Regions from separate parts of the Mus musculus genome. Here region 1 is linked to region 2. Evidence: chromatin loops called from intact Hi-C (ENCODE). Cell type or tissue: left cerebral cortex. All regions are shown on one strand. Links, peaks and the distances in the headings refer to the core of each region. The heading gives the core; the rest is flanking DNA. Region 1 has its middle 11 kb from the start of Gm5532. Region 2 overlaps Gm41980 (a long non-coding RNA gene).

Region 1 (8,336 bases), core at 170-8,169, 510 kb before region 2:
ATCAGGTAGTAACTCCAATTGCAGCTGCTGTACCAGATGTAGTTTCGTTACTTGAGCAAATTAACACATCTCCTGGCACCTGGTATGCGGCTATTGATCTGGCAAATGCCTTCTTCTCAGTACCTGTCCATAAGGACCACCAGAAGCAATTTGCTTTCAGTTGGCAAGGCCAACAGTATATCTTCACAGTTTTGCCTCAAGGATATATTAACTCTCCTGCCCTGTGTCATAATTTAGTTAGAAGGGATCTTGATCGTTTGGATCTTCCACAAAATATCACATTGGTGCACTATATTGATGACATTATGCTGATTGGACCAAGTAAGCAGGAAGTAGCAATCACTTTGGACTCATTGGTAACACATATGCGTATCAGAGGATGGGAAATAAATCCAACCAAAATTCAAGGACCATCTACCTCAGTGAAATTCTTAAGAGTCCAGTGGTGTGGGGCATGCAGAGATATTCCTTCTAAGGTGAAAGATAAGTTATTGCACCTGGCCCCTCCCACAACCAAGAAAGAAGCACAACGTTTAGTGGGTCTATTTGGATTCTGGAGACAACACATCCCTCACTTGGGTGTTTTACTTAGGCCTATTTACCAAGTGACTCGGAAAGCTGCTAGCTTTGTGTGGGGCCTGGAACAGGAGAAGGCCCTTCAACAGGTCCAGGCTGCTGTGCAGGCTGCTCTACCACTTGGACCATATGACCCAGCAGACCCGATGGTACTTGAGGTGTCTGTGGCTGATAGAGATGCTGTTTGGAGCCTCTGGCAGGCCCCTGTAGGTGAATCACAGAAAAGACCTTTGGGATTTTGGAGCAAAGCTCTACCATCATCTGCAGACAACTATTCTCCCTTTGAAAAACAGCTTTTGGCCTGCTATTGGGCCTTAGTGGAAACTGAACGTTTGAAATAGGGCATCAAGTTACTATGCGACCTGAATTACCCATCATGAGCTGGGTACTATCAGACCCTGCAAGTCATAAAGTGGGACGCGCACAGCAGCAGTCTATTATCAAATGGAAGTGATATATACGTGATCGGGCCAGAGCAGGTCCTGAAGGCACAAGCAAGTTACATGAAGAAGTTGCTCAAATGCCTATGGTTTCTACTCCTGTTACAATGCCATCTGCTGCCAAACATGTGCCTATAGCCTCATGGGGTGTTCCCTATGATCGACTGACCGAAGAGGAGAAGACTAAAGCCTGGTTTACTGATGGCTCTGCACGTTATGCAGGCACCACCCAGAAGTGGACAGCTGCAGCATTACAACCCCTTTCTGGGACAACCTTGAAAGACACAGGTGAAGGGAAATCTTCACAGTGGGCAGAACTTCGGGCAGTACACATGGTATTACAGTTTGTTTGCAAGAAGAAATGGCCAGATGTACGATTATTCACTGACTCATGGGCTGTAGCCAATGGATTGGCTGGATGGTCAGGGACTTGGAAAGATCACAATTGGAAAATTGGTGAGAAAGACATCTGGGGAAGAAGTATGTGGATAGATCTCTCCAAATGGGCAAAGGATGTGAAGATATTTGTGTCCCATGTAAATGCTCACCAAAAGGTGACTTCAGCCGAGGAGGAGTTCAATAATCAAGTGGATAAGATGACCCGTTCTGTGGACAGTCAGCCTCTCTCCCCAGCCATCCCTGTCATTGCTCAATGGGCACATGAACAAAGTGGTCATGGTGGTCGAGATGGAGGTTATGCTTGGGCTCAGCAACACGGGCTTCCACTCACCAAGGCTGACCTGGCTACAGCTGCTGCTGATTGCCAGATCTGCCAACAGCAGAAACCAACACTGAGTCCCAGATATGGCACCATTCCTCGAGGTGACCAGCCAGCAACCTGGTGGCAGGTTGACTACATTGGACCACTTCCTTCGTGGAAAGGACAGCATTTTGTTCTTACTGGAGTAGATACTTATTCTGGTTATGGATTTGCCTTTCCTGCACGTAATGCCTCTGCTAAAACCACCATTCATGGACTGACAGAATGCCTTATCGTCATGGTATTCCACACAGTATTGCTTCTGACCAAGGAACTCATTTCACAGCCAGAGAAGTACGACAGTGGGCCCACGATCATGGAATACACTGGTCTTACCACGTTCCCCACCATCCTGAAGCAGCTGGTCTGATAGAAAGATGGAATGGCCTTTTGAAGACGCAGTTACAGCGCCAATTAGGTGGTAACAGCTTGGAAGGCTGGGGTAGAGTTCTTCAGAAGGCAGTATATGCTTTGAATCAGCGCTCGATATATGGTACAGTTTCACCCACAGCCAGGATTCATGGGTCCAGGAATCAAGGGGTGGAAAAGGGAATAGTTCCACTTACTATCACTCCTAGTAACCCTCTAGGAAAATTTTTGCTTCCTGTCCCCATAACTCTAGGTTCTGCTGGCTTAGAAGTTTTGGCTCCAGAGAGGGGAGTGCTCCTACCAGGAGCTACAACAAACATTCCATTGAACTGGAAGCTCAGACTTCCCCCTGGTCATTTTGGGCTTCTAATGCCCTTAAACCAACAGGCTAAAAAAGGAATAACAGTGTTAGGAGGGGTGATAGATCCAGATTACCATGGGGAAATTGGATTACCTCTTCACAATGGTGGTAAGCAAGATTATGTCTGGAGTATAGGAGATCCCTTAGGGCGGCTCTTAGTACTACCATGTCCTGTGATTAAAGTCAATGGGAAACTACAACAGCCTAATCCAAGCAGGATGACAAAGGACACAGACCCATCAGGAATGAAGGTATGGGTCAATCCTCCAGGAAAAGAGCCAAGACCTGCTGAGGTGCTGGCTGAAGGTGAAGGAAATACAGAATGGGTAGTAGAGGAAGGTAGTTATAAACACCAATTAAGGCCACGTAACCAGTTGCAGAAACGAGGATTATAAAGTAATATGAATGCCCATTGTAAATTTACTAATGCGTTTGCGATTGTACGAGGGATAGTTATATCATGTTAGGCGTATTTACAACCTTGTTATTGTTTCATGTGAACATGAGATATTATTTGTGTCAAGTTGACAAGGGGTGGATTGTAGTGGCTATTCCTGGTTGTCAACTTGACAATATTTGGAATGAACTACAATCCGGAATTGGAAGGCTCACCAGTGACCCTTATCTGGAGGCTTGGAGATCCTTATCTGGATCTTGGTTTGAAGATCTTGAGCCATAGTGGCTATGGATTCCAGAAGATTGAATCTCCGAGTTTAAGGAACACACCTTTAATCTGGGCTACGCCTTTCATCTGGAAACACACATAGGAAAGACGCTCCTACACAGAAGATGAATAGATCTAAAAGGAAACCCTCAGACGAGATGGCAGATTTAGACTGTGAAGCGTGTGGTGCACTTTGAGAAGCTGGCCAGCCTCCCCCGCTGAGCCCATTACTTTCCAGACGCTGCCCTTCAAATGTCAAAAGGTCTTTGGCCTTACATTTAAGTGAGTGGCCGTGTCGACCCATGAAGATTTTCTAAGTAGTCTGAGCCTTTTGCATGAGCTGACACACTGTGCTCAGAATTCATGAAATGGGGCAGGAGCTGGTTTTATTGGAAGAAGAGGACATCAAACTGTTTACCTTAGGAGGAAAGCTCTTCGCCTGTGTATGGGAAACTGAGGCAGGAGGATGGGGATTTTGAAACCAGCCTCGACAATGTATAGAGATCCTGTCTCAAGATACACGAGCAGCCTAGCAGTGGAGGCACAAGACTTTTTTTTTTTCCTTTTATTGGATGTTTTTCTTATTTACATTTCGGATGTTTTCCGCTTTCCAGGTCTCCCCTCTGGAAACCCCCTACCCATCCCTCCTCCCCCTGCCTCTATGAGGGTGCTCCCCCACCCACCCACTCCCACCTTCGAGGCATATGACTTTAATCCCAGCACTTGAGAGATAGAGGCAGGCAGATCTCTGAGTTAGAGAAACCCTGTCTCAAAAGACCTAAAAGATAAAACAATTTAAAAAAAAAAAAGCAAAGTAAAGCTCTTTCAAGAAAATCATTGAACTCAAAACTAAAATACTGAAAATCTTCTTATCTGTTTCCATAATCTTTTCAAGTTTTAAGTTAGTGGTTTAAAGAACAAAGATATAAGAAAATAAATATATACTGTCATAAAATATAACATATTTATAGAAAAACAGTCCTCTGAATTTGTTGCTTCTCCAGGTTGCTGGTGATTCCAGATCCTGCTGGATGTAGTGGCACATGTTTATAATCCTATAACTTTGGAGGCTGAGGCAGGAGGATTTTAAGTTCTTGGTCATCCTGGGCTACATAATGAAGTCATGTTTCAAAAAGAAAGTAAAGCAAAAATAGTAAAGTATTTTAGATATGCATTATCTTGATGGGAACAGGCAAGTGCAAGTGTAATACACATACTGACCAGAAGATGGCAGCATAGAGCTATATTTGTGTTCTGTCACTGGGACGTGCCAATTGGATTGTCTCCCTAAAACTCTGACCTTTACGCTGCACAGTGAACAGACTAATTATTTATGTAATTCTATCATTATTTTAAACAGCATCTCCATCCTAATTTTGTTACTTTTTATGCATAAAAACCTAAGACCTGTGTATAAAGAACATAGGTTGTGGTTAGCTAAAAAACAATGTTCTCAGAAATCCACTTGTTAGCCTGAGTGATACAGTAACAAGGAGAGATTGGTCAATCAGTGTGGACTGAGATAAACTCACCTCTGAATCTACATTATTAGCCCCTTTTGCTTGTTTTTGCTTTAGACATTCTTTTTGTTGTTGTTAATGTTGTATTGTTTGTTTGTTTGTTTGTTTGTTTGTTTGTTTTTGAGACAGGATCTATGTAGCCCTGGAAGTTGCAATGCAGACAAGGATGGCCTCAGACTCAGGGAGCCGCCTGCCTCTGCCCCTGAGTGAGTTAGCAGTTCTGCCATTTCCAAACACTTCCGTGTCACTTTCCTCTCCCATTTTAGAGAATGTTAAATTAAAACGGATATTCTAAAGTACACAAAAATAAAATGTTTAACATGCTTATTAGAAGTTATATAAGACAGACAGACATTAGGGTATACTAAAATTTGAAAATTTTGTGTGGTTAAATTTTTGTTTGTTTGTTTGTTTGTTTGATTTTGAGATAGGGTTTCTTTGTGTAGCCCTGGCTGTCCTGGAACTCACTTTGTAGACCAGGCTGGCCTCAAACAAAGAAATTCACCTGCCTCTGCCTCCCAAGTGCTGGGATTAAAGGTGCTACCACTGCCTGGCTTTAAAAAAATTTTTTTTTTTAAGTTTGCACTTGCTAAGATATCCTTTCTTGGGCTGGAGAGATGGCTCAGTGCTTAAGAACACTGGATGCTCTTTCAAAACTCAGGTTCAATTCCAAGCACTCACTTGGCAGCTCACACCTGTTTTTAACTCCAGTCCCTGGGGGTCTGATGCCCTATTCTGGCCTCCAAAGGCACCAGGTGTGCCCATGGTGCACAGACATACGAGTAGGCAAAAGGCCCATCTACATACACATAAAGAAGAGTCAAGCTCTCTTTGTTAATATTGATGGCTACGGCTGGGCATCACCTTGGAGGTATTCATGGCTTCAGTTACTTCTGTGGGATTTCTTCTTGGAAGAATGATAAGATGTCAGCAACCAAAAACCCAAAATAGTTTTTATTGTCAAGGAAATGTGGTCAGGCAAACACAATCAGATATAATACTTTCATTTATATTATTCTTAAAATAGGAAATAACATTTGAAATGGGTTTGAATGAAGTAATTTTCTTTCTTTCTTTCTTTCTTTTTTAAAAAGATTTTATTTATTATTATATCTAAGTACACTGTAGTTGTCTTCAGAAACACCAGACAAGGGCATCAAATCTTGTCATCCCTCCAGCCCTAACTGTAAGATTTTTAATTTACAAGTTGGATAAGGTACTTCATGTGTTTAATCCCAGCATTTGGGAGATAGAGGCAGGCAGATCTCTGAGTTTGAGGCCAGCCTGGTTTTACAGAGCAAGTTTCAGGACAGTCAAGGCAACACAGAGAAACCATGTCTTCAAAACATGGTTAAACATGGATAAAACAGGAATAAAGCTGTGGAAAAGGAAAGCTAAATTCCCCAAGAGTGAAAGAATTGGATGTTTCCTGGGGTAGTTTATGGAAGTCACTATGGAATTGTGGGTAGAAATAGAAGAGTATTGATAAACAAACAAACAAAATCTCTTCAAATATTAAATAACCAAGAATATTTGTAGGCCATTAATAAAAATTAAACCCTCTCTTCAGTAGCCATCAAATAAATCAAGAAAACAGTAAGTTATCTAAGTGCATTAAACATGACTCTGAAATGAGAATCTGTAAACTATACAAATGCTGGTACTGTCACATATTCACACACACACACACACACACACACACACACACACACACACACACGGCACACATTCTCACATACACAATCTCCTGCTGTTTCAATTGATTCTAATACACATGTTTTCCTCCTGATTTTTCAGTTATAATTTTCTTATCAGTCATGTACTATAGATCTATTCAAATAGCCAAATAATGAATTACCAGTCAAGGATCTGTCCCTGAAATTCAGTAGCTGTCCAGTTCCTGTCACATTTGCTTTGCGTTTATAGAAGCTTTTGACGAACCATTTGAAACTAAGGTGCAGGTATCATGACCCGTCAGCCATGATTTAAAAGAAATTCTACTGTAAGACCCCCAATTTTTAATATTAGTTTTTAAAAAATGACTCAAAGAACCATATTGTCATATAAAATATTTAAAAACAAAAAGAGGTGTAGCTGCGATACTTCATCCTAGACACACAAGTGTCATTTTCTGTCCTTTCAAATAGTCATCTAACTTTCACGTAATATATCTATCTTCCATGGGTCATACATTTACCAACGTGCATATTATTAATCTTAGATTTGAACCTTCTTTAGATAATAAGTGGGCATGAATTTTTGCTGTTGAACTGAAAGGCCTGTTTCATTTTGTATTTCGGTGCAAGATGATCGCTTTATGCAGAAACAAGACAGAGGAGAACACAGAGGATGGCCGAAAAGTTGCTCATCGTGAATGGAGGGTATGCTGTTTAGGTTTTTTGTTAACTTGATATAAACTCGTGTCATCTAGGAAGAGAGATCCTCAACTGAGAAGTTACCAACACATCAGATTGACCTGTATGCAACGTCTGTGGAATACATTCTTGATTAATGATTGATCTGGGAGAGTCAAGCCCACTGTGGGCGGCACCACTCATAGAAAGCAGGTGGAGCAGGTCGTGGAGACCGAAGCAGTAAGTAACATTCCTCCTTGGCCTCTGCTTCAGTTCCTTCCCTGAGTTGACTGTAAACTGTAAGCTGAAATAAACCCTGTCTCCCCAAGTCACCTCTGGTCATGGTGTTTATCTCAGAGGTAGGAAAGCACACCAATGAAGAGAACAAGGCTGACACTATGGAATTGTGGGTAGAAATAGAAGAGTATCTGTTATCATACGGACCTACCTCACAGTTATCCAAAGAACCTAGGACAATAGTTCTCAACCTTCTAATGCTGTGACTCTTTAATGCATTCTCCATGTTGTGCTGACCCCCAGCCATAACATTATTCTATTGCTACTTCATAACTGTAACTTTGCTACTGATATGGGGGATCGTGACTCACAGATTGAGAACCGCTGATCTGATACAATTAAACATTAATGTAAATGTACTCCAGGAGCTTCCTACTAAAACCTTTAAAGTTTATCTGGAGCCTTATTCTGGCTTCCTAATAGATCTTCCCTGGCAGGTATGCACCTGAATAAATCCTCTAAGGGTTATACCTCCCAGCTCTCTAAGAACTCTGTCTATGAACATATTAGGTCGTGAATAAGTAAGTTGTGAAGAATTCACTACTGATACCAATCAGGACAAAACAGACTGTTTGTGGCATTAACAAAATCCCCACGAACTTCAGTGACTTCACCTCACAGGTCTTTGATTTCCCCCCACCCCCACCCACACCCACACTGCTGTCCCGTTAATCACTTGCAGACCAGCCTGTGCTGGCAGGAGCCATCTTGACATGTTTCCATAGTCTCTAAAGCAGCAACAGAGAGAAATGAACAAATAGTGCCCTGGCACGGTCCCCTGGTCAGGGTGGTGCAGGTCATTTCTGCACATATCTCATGAGCCCAAGTGGATGTGGTCATTCCAGTTTAAAATAGGGGAACAAAATGCAGTCCTACTGTGTTCGTGGAATGAGAAGAAATCACAGACAGTCTCACTCTCTTGTTCTCCTTCCCTACTGTGTGCAAAAAGCAGATCATATTTCACAAGGGAAAGCCCCTCACAGGACAGTCACTTG
Region 2 (8,336 bases), core at 117-8,116:
TAATTGTCATTTACCCCTGGGGTCACAGCTGTCTGCCTACTCCATCACCCAGAGCCTTAGGCACTTGGGTTGCCCAGGAAGCAGGGTTGGCACCTGCTATGTACCTGCACAGTGACAACCAATAAAGTCGCTCTGGGGTTTCTGCTTCTTATTAGGATCCCAGGATGGAATGGAGAGGGAAGAGCAAAGACACAAGGCCGCTTCCCCACACTCTCCAGGAGCTCTGAGGGCTTAGATGTGTGGGTGGCGGTGCTACTGGAGGACGTGAAAAGAAGCACAGGAAGGGACACAGAGGCAACGGTAAGAAATAGGTTGGGGTCACTTCTTAAGTATGAAGCTAATTGCTATAGGGGAGCAAGCTTGTGAGTTCATACCTCCTGAGGGGCAGAAAGCCCAGCTCTGGGGCCACAGCAATTGGGAGAAGGGGTGAGATAAGGCTACAGGAGCCCCGAAGCTTCTGCTGAGGAGGCTGGGCTTTACATAACGAGCCACTGGGAGTCACGAACACAGGAAGATGATTCAGCCAACACATGGCGGCACAGGGAGACAATTCTATCTTCCTGTGGCGAGGGGGCGCAGACTCAGGTGTTAGCATTCATAGCAGCCGGAGCGGAGCAAGCCTCCGTAGCTGGGACACCGAACTGCCTGCCGGGGATCAGGAAGGCCGAGGGGCAAAGGTGGCTTGTGGGGAACTGCAGGAACTCTGGCCGAAACGTGGGGGCATCCAGTAAAGATGCGGCTAGGTGTGGGTGGGCAGGAAGAGTTAGGCGTTAGGGGGCTGAGAAGGAGGGGCAGGAGGGACCAGCCGTGGGGGGAGGGCTTTCTAAGTCCGAGGGAGTAGGGTCTAAGAGCAGGCTTTCTCTAGGTCATTCCCACATGCAGGTGAGCCGGGAAGACCAGCTGCTGGTCTTTCCAGTTGTCAGTGGCAGGGGAAGCCCAAGTTTCCATGCAGGGGGATTGCTGGTTCTGCTGACAGGCACCCCGTGCTTCCTGTTTCCTGATTGTAGAGAGAGCTATGTTTTTCCTCCAGGGAAAGAGGAAGTAGTCCCACAGCTGTCCCAGTAGCGGCTTCTGAGGTTCACCAAGGTATGTCCCTGGTTGTCTATTGGGCCTTTGAGTCCCTGTCCAAGATCCCAAGCCCATTGGGCAGTGAAAAAGGTTTTCTTTGTCTTACCAACTTCTAGGCCAGTATTTCCCAACTGTGATTAAAAGGAGCACCACCTAGGGAGTTATAAATAACCCTCGTGCCCAGGCAACAACCAAGACCAATTGAACAGAGTCTGAGGGGGAGAGCGTATTTGAAAGCACCCTGGAAGATTGCAGGGTACAGCCAAGCTTGGCAATCTCAAGTCCAAGTCCATGTTCCCGTAAATGGTGCTATTAACAATGGAGCAGGTGTTCCTGATGTCCTGAAAATGTGGCAAGGCCAGTCCAGGCTTCAGGGAAGGGCTTAGCAGGGGGAAAGGTCATTACCGATGTGAACAGCTTCTTAGTTACAAAATTGTCTACTTCCTCCTTGTCAGACAGCTGTGGACACCTGGACTGGACCCTTGTCCCTGTTCTCTAGGGTTGGGACAATTCCACACACACACCTGTTCTTATCTCTAGAACAGATTCAGGCTATGGTTCGAGTGTGTAGCTCGGACTGTTAAGCTAGCATACGGGAAAGCTGAGTGACTTTAGCCACCTACTCCAGATTTTCTCTCCCCAGGTTGGAGGTTGTGTTCAGGGTACCAGCACGGTCTGGTTCTAATGAGGGCTTGCTCATTTCCTGGCTTGCAGACAGCAGCTTTCTGCTCGTATCTTCAAAAGACAGAGGAAACTCTGGTTTCTCTTCGGAAGGTTAATCCTTCCAGACTCCAGTCTCCTCATGACCTCACTTAGAGTTAATAATCTTCCAAAGGGGTCCATGGAATCAGGGAGAGAGTACGGATGTCTTTCCTCTATACTTGTAGTGTGTGTGTGTGTGTGTGTGTGTGTGTGTGTGTGTGTGTGTGTGTGTGTGTGTGTGTGTACACGAGTCTCATTGGCCGCACAGGCTACCTGAGAGGGAGGAAGTGGGAGGAGTGGGTGGCTGCTCTTCTTGGCTGATCTCTGGAGACCTGCCTGCAGGTCTTGCAGTTGTGCACGCCCACCACACTGCCTGTCACCTCAGATGGATGATCAAGTCATACAGATGCATCCTCAGTACTTCTGGCTCCGCCTCCGTGGGCGGCGCCTCCCTGGCTTAGCAAGTCTGTGCTTTGATATTGAACTGCTTTTCTTTGCTCTGGGTGATTTCTTCATCACTGCCACTCATTAGTGTTCTTTGTTCCCCACAATTCGCTGGGGTTTACATAATGCTACTCGATTTATGTATTTTAATGCACACATTCTCATTTCGTTTCATTCAGGGAACAGGAACGAGGGTCCAGTCCAGGTGCCCACAGCTGTCTGGCAGGGAGGAAATACACAGAAGCAGTTCACACTTGTAATGACCTTTCCTTTGTACTTTTCCTTTTAAATAACTTTTTGTTTTATTTAGGCTGTGCACGGTTTCATAACTTACATCTTTTTAAAAAATCAATAATTATTAGCTATTCCTTTATATCTCTAAGGATCCTGAATATTTTTTCTTTTTTTAAAAAAGACTTATTTATTTTATGTATGTGAGTATACTATTGCTGTTTTCAGACACACCAGAAGAGGGCATCAGATCTCATTACAAATGGTTGTAAGCTGCCATGTGGTTGCTGAGAATTGAACTGAGGACCTCTGGAAGTCAGTCAGTGCTCTTAATCGCTGACCCATGTCTCCAGCCCTATATTTTTTTCATAACATCTATCACTACTTGGCATATTATCCTTCCCACAGTGTGTGTGTGTGTGTATGTGTAAATGTATGCGCCAGTGTGTATGCATGTGTATGTGTGTGTTTGTGAATGTGTATATGTGTGTGAGTGTGTATATGTGTGTGCATAAGTATGTGTATGTGTGAGAGTGTGTATAGTGTGTATGTGTGTATGTATTTGTGGGTAGAACAGATGATGTCACGTGTCTTGCTACATGGCTTTCTACCTTCTTTTGAGACAGGCTCTTTCACTGAACCTAGAGCTCACTGATTCAGCTGGGACAACTAGCAGTGAGCTTTAGGGCGCTGCCTCTCTCCTCCCGAGCCCAGCGCTGAGATTAGACCCCTAAGGCCGTGCCCATCGTTTTTTTAGGTGAGTGGTGGAGATCCAAACCCAGATGCCCTGCTTGCAAGGCAGACTTCCTAACTGGACTCAGTTCCTAACAAGTACTCATTTAGACTTTACTAACGGAACCATCTCAGCTTTGGATTCTAAACTTTAAACTTTTTCGATTTTATCTATTGCTGCTAAGTGTTTGGAGGGGCCTTTGGATCATCAACTTACAGTAAATACTACGGTGCCTGGAAGTCCTGTAATTAGAACTCATTTAGAAGACCATCAAACCTATTATAACAGGGCCTTAGGGGTTTGCTCTTGAAACTGCAGAATACTGATGTCTGTCACTGTTAAAGTTCACCTTGTTCCTCCTCCTCAGTCTAGGAGGGGGCGGGGGTGGAGGTGGGGAGGAAACAGAGGCCAAGGGATTTGCTTCAGGCCCTGCATCTTGTTAGTAGCAGAGCCAGGACGGCAAACCTGATTCCACAGCCTGGGGCTTTGTACTTTTGCTTTTGAACATCCACTTTCTTTCACAGCATGACCTGCCTCTGAGCCTCACAGTTTACAGGCCAGCTCTGGCTGCACTCTGTCCCCGTGGTCTTTCTCTCCCCAGGCATATGGCACATAAGTGGGAAAGGAAAAGATTGGACTTTAATAATTAGATGGTGACAGCTCAGGAGAATCTCTGCATGGGACCAGAGGCCCACAATGGATGAAAACACATTTTATATACGCCACTGCCCTCTAGTGGCCACAATGAATGTCAAGTCTACCAGATGAACAGTGAAGGCAAACATTCAGGCATAGTCTGAACTCTTAGCCCCGCATGGAAACATACACTGGGCCCCATTTAGTTGGTATTCAAGTGCCAAATGAATAACATATAAGCTTATAGAACCCAAATCTATTCTCTGATGCTGATCATCTGAGGAGCACTGCCAAGAGAAATGTAACAGCCACTTAGTAACAAGATTCTCAAACCACATAAACTAGTTACTGTTAGTGCTGTATTCTACTTGACACAAGTTGCCCAAAAAATTATTATTTCAACATTAATCAATAGCTAATATGAAAAAGAAACATATATCTTCTTCTGGTACTGTTTTCTTTCTTTCTTTCTTTCTTTCTTTCTTTCTTTCTTTCTTTCTTCTTCTTCTTCTTCTCCTTCTCCTTCTCCTTCTCCTTCTCCTTCTCCTTCTCCTTCTCCTTCTCCTTCTCCTTCTCCTTCTCCTTCTCCTTCTCCTTCTCCTTCTCCTTCTCCTTCTCCTTCTCCTTCTCCTTCTCCTTCTCCTTCTCCTTCTCCTTCTCCTTCTCCTTCTCCTTCTCCTTCTCCTTCCTCTTCTTCTTCCTCCTCCTCCCACCTCCTCCCTCCCTCCTCCTCCTCCTCTTCATTTTGATATTTTCCAAGACAAGGTTTCTCTTTATAACAGTCCTGGCTGTCCTGAAACTTGCTTTGTAGACCAAGCTGACCTCAGACTCACAGATTATCTATCTGTCCTACCTCTGTCTCTAACCCTAACTCTGCTGGGATTAAAGGCGTGAACCACTATACCCCACTATACCTGGCTTTTTTTTTTGAGATGGGTTTTGTGTGTCCTGGGTCATGTAGCCAAGACTGACCTTAAACTACTGATCTCCTGCCTTTAATTCCTAGTTGCTTGCCTTACAGATGTGTACCACATGCCTGATTTATGGTGCTGGAATTGAATCCAGGGTTTTGTGTTTTCTAGACAAGCATTCTAACAACTGAGTTATAGCCCAGCCCTGGTCCTGAAGTTCTTACCTCTAGCATTGTAAATTCAACATCTCTGTCTCTGTTGGCCTGGCCACACTATGTGTGCCCACTGGCTGAGTGGGTCTTGTGGCTGTTGCACTGGGCAGTGAAGGTGAAGGGCAGCATTTACAAAGTTGGTTCTTGTGATTGCACTGGTAAATGTAGGTCCATGAGGGACAGTTCCACCAGTCTGCAGCAAGATAAGAGAAATAGAAAGAACACTCTTTACGTGTAAATTCAGCATAAGATTAGTGGCTGTCCTTTTGAGGGACCAATGTGATGGCTCTCTGGACATAGTTGCTGTCACTGTTTCTGTTCTTCTCTGAGAGGACGGTCCCAGCAGATGGTAGTTTATTATTGAGTAGCACAGATGTGATCCCCTTCAGGGTTCCCCCTCACCCCCTCCACCTTTGATATCCACCGACTCCTGGGGACTACTGTGCTAAGTGGTTTTTTCTTCCTGCTTAGACAATTGATGCTCACAACTGGGACAGATGCCTGCGTGATGGTTCCTGAGCTGTTCTCTGCATGTCACCTGTATGCCCTCTCTGCTTTACAAAAACAGTGCAAGGAAGTGATTGTGAGCAAGGAGGGGTGACCTTCAATTTGCTCTAAAAACAACCCCAAGGACTAAGCCATTTGCAAAATCCAGTTTGTAGCAATAAAAACAAATGACCACTTGACTGAGCATCTAGATGGTGCTGCTCCTGACTTTAGAGGGTGGTTTCACTATAACATGATTTCTTCCAAGTTCAGAGCAATAGAAGCCACTGCTAAGGGGCAAAGCCTTTAATAACTCCAGCCTCTCTAACAGCCCTGTGTTGGGCTAAGATGTGCAGGGAGAGGAGTCTCCCCTTTGTAGTAATCCTTGTAAGGAACTTGGGCTTGCAGTGGTCTGAATTTCAGTCTGATTTTAGTGTTCTCTTATCTTTAATTAGTATCTCTTTTGTGTCATCTGTTTGCTTTGTGTGTCCCAGCAGGTCACAGTCCTACCATAGGTTCTTAGGCTTGAAATTTCAAAGTCTTAGAACGTGACTTGTGGCCACTCCGTTTATGAATATGGACTTTCAGCTCCGTGGTCTGTAGTCACGAGGGTTCTAATTAGAATTGCATTTTGTTTTTCAAATTCTATGTGACATCTATGCTTGAGTCATAACATGGAAAAGATGTTAGTAGTAGATGGAAATTGTGTAAATCAAATCATTTTTGACTTGTCTCAGATGCCACAGCTTTTGTAGATCGATTGATCCTCCCCGTTTTAAAAATTCAAGCGTTTGATAAGCTGTCTCGCCTGAGGATGAGGTGCCTACATATTAAACATAAGATGCAGCTCCCCTTCCGGATTTAAGCAGCATCTCCACAATTATCCGCTTCGGAAGCAATTACACTAAGTATTAATAAAGGGGCTCCAGCCACAGAACAGCGCCCAAGGGAGGCTCTGACTGGAGTCAGGGCTAATGGCCCGGCAGTTGTTTTAATGGATTTCCAATGAAGTGTGAAGATGACAGACCAACAAGGCCTGAGACTCTATGACAGAGCACAGTTAGCACGGCCGTGGGTACCCCAGCCTCATTTCTGTTTGCATTTCTTTAGTCTTGGTGAACTGATTGCATGAGTATTTACTGATTAATGTATATTTAACAGAACTCATAAAATGTTTGTTGATTCAAGTATCCATAGGAGTCTGACAAAATCAGTCGAGGTGGGGTTAGCATGGTTTCCTATAGTGACAACATTAAGGAAGATGAGGAGCCTGAGTCCAGGGGCTCTAATGGCATAATTTCTGCTCTATACTACTGCAATCCCAGCTCTCTGGCCCTCAGGTCCCAGTCTTCTACACCCTAACCAGTGAAGAACAGAGCTCTGGATAGTTAGCCCTATAGCCTTGTCCTCTGCTGGGATCATGTCTTTTGTGGCTCTGATTGGAACAGCATGCTGGAGAGGAATGTCTAGGAGGAGGTCTCTTCAAATGACAAGCTGTTTCTACCTGTGTATGGTAAAGTAACACAAGAATTCCAATGGCCCCTTCTATGATTCCACAGGGTGTGGCCAGAGTCAAAGGGAAGACAACGGGAGAGGCCTAGAGGATGTTCCGGATGCCGACAGCTGGTACCTGCTGAGGTTCTTGAAGTCATGATTTCTGTTTCTTCCTTGATCAGTTCTAAAGATTCTTCTGCATCATGGGTATTTCATCAAACACCCATAGAGTAGCCAGGATTTGGGGGGACCACAGATAGATGTTCTATCTATCTATCTATCTATCTATCTATCTATCTATCTATCTATCTATCTATGTGTGTCTGTCTGTCTGTCTGTCTGTCTGCCTGCCTGCCTACCCACCCACCTACCTATGTATCTGATGTCTTACTCTGCAGCTCAGGCTGCCCTGGAATTCTATATAGTTTAGGCTTGCCCTTGAATCTGTGTCCATGTCCGTTTCTCAGTCTTCCAAGTGCTGGGATTACAGGCTAGAATCACCACACCCAATTAGAAGCCGATAGTTCTATAGGTTATTCTATAGTTGAGAAAACTATTGAGGAGTCAGTCTCATTGGGGCTGGACAAAGGTGGCACCTGAGCTGGATTTTCTGACCCTGCTGCTCTCTGGGGTACCCTGACGCTGTGTTGCAAAACCTTTCCCGGGGAGATGCTATGTAAGTGTTACAGCTCTGAGGAGAAAGGCTTCCTCAGTGGAGGTGTTACAGCTCTGAGGGGGAAGATCCCCCCCCCGCCCCGCCCCGCCTCCTGCCTGCATGTGTTACAGCTCTGAAGGGAAAGGTATCCTGGCAGTTGAAAGCCAAGGAATAACACAAAGTCTCATCACCACACAAGTGATATATTGGGAAAGACACATTAGGGTAGCTGCCTCTACTGGGGCAAGTGAGCAGGTGACAGATTTTATATAGGGTTTCTCCGGGGTAGGGGTGAAGTTTTAAAGGCTAGTGGTTTCTAGGGTGGGGGATTGTGGAGGTTCAAGCCTAGCCCAGGGGTTGGTGGGATTTCATGCTCAGGAATTGGTGGGTTCTGGTAGGTTTTCAAACCCAGAAGTGGGCTCAGATCTTTTACCATACATACTATATATATGTCTATTCACCCCACATAGGAAGCCCATGCAGAACAAAGTATGGATACCAGCAAAAGCCAACTTGATGAGCCAACGAATTTCTTTTTTTAAAAAATCTTTTAAAAAAAGATTTATTTATTATTATATGTAAGTACACGGTAGCTGTCTTCAGACACACCAGAAGAGGGCATCAGATCTCATTACGGATGGTTGTGAGTCACCATGTAGTTGCTGGGATTTGAACTCAGGACCTTCGGAAGAGTAGTCAGTGCTCTTAACCGCTGAGCCATCTCTCCAGCCCCAAGCCAATGAATTTCATATGGAGTATTTTAT

What was found. A loop is a pair of places that touch in the nucleus more often than their neighbours do. Peaks named below come from ENCODE experiments on the same cell type or tissue, not always from the same donor. Only the 100,000 strongest peaks of a DNase experiment are listed, where the experiment ranks them.
Region 1: it touches region 2 in a loop (6-fold over the local background); 28 of 42 quality-filtered maps call a loop at or near these places.

The regions. Positions count from the first base shown.
Region 1 is chr1:155,533,518-155,541,853 of GRCm38, reverse strand. No RefSeq gene overlaps it. Among named protein-coding and RNA genes, the nearest start is that of Gm5532, 11 kb to the right of the region's middle. In left cerebral cortex, for the core only: a CTCF peak has its summit at 4,388 (motif pointing right); a DNase peak (open chromatin) is centred at 4,399.
Region 2 is chr1:155,021,568-155,029,903 of GRCm38, reverse strand. It overlaps Gm41980 (a long non-coding RNA gene), which reads left to right. Exons shown (of 6, transcript XR_001779499.2): 3 at 156-300; 4 at 1,031-1,086; 5 at 3,072-3,202; 6 at 6,983-8,122. Among named protein-coding and RNA genes, the nearest start is that of Gm41977, 4.6 kb to the right of the region's middle. In left cerebral cortex, for the core only: CTCF peaks have their summits at 573, 2,641 (motif pointing right) and 3,924 (motif pointing left); DNase peaks (open chromatin) are centred at 1,728, 2,176, 3,153, 3,907 and 3 more places; H3K27ac peaks cover 3,264 bases.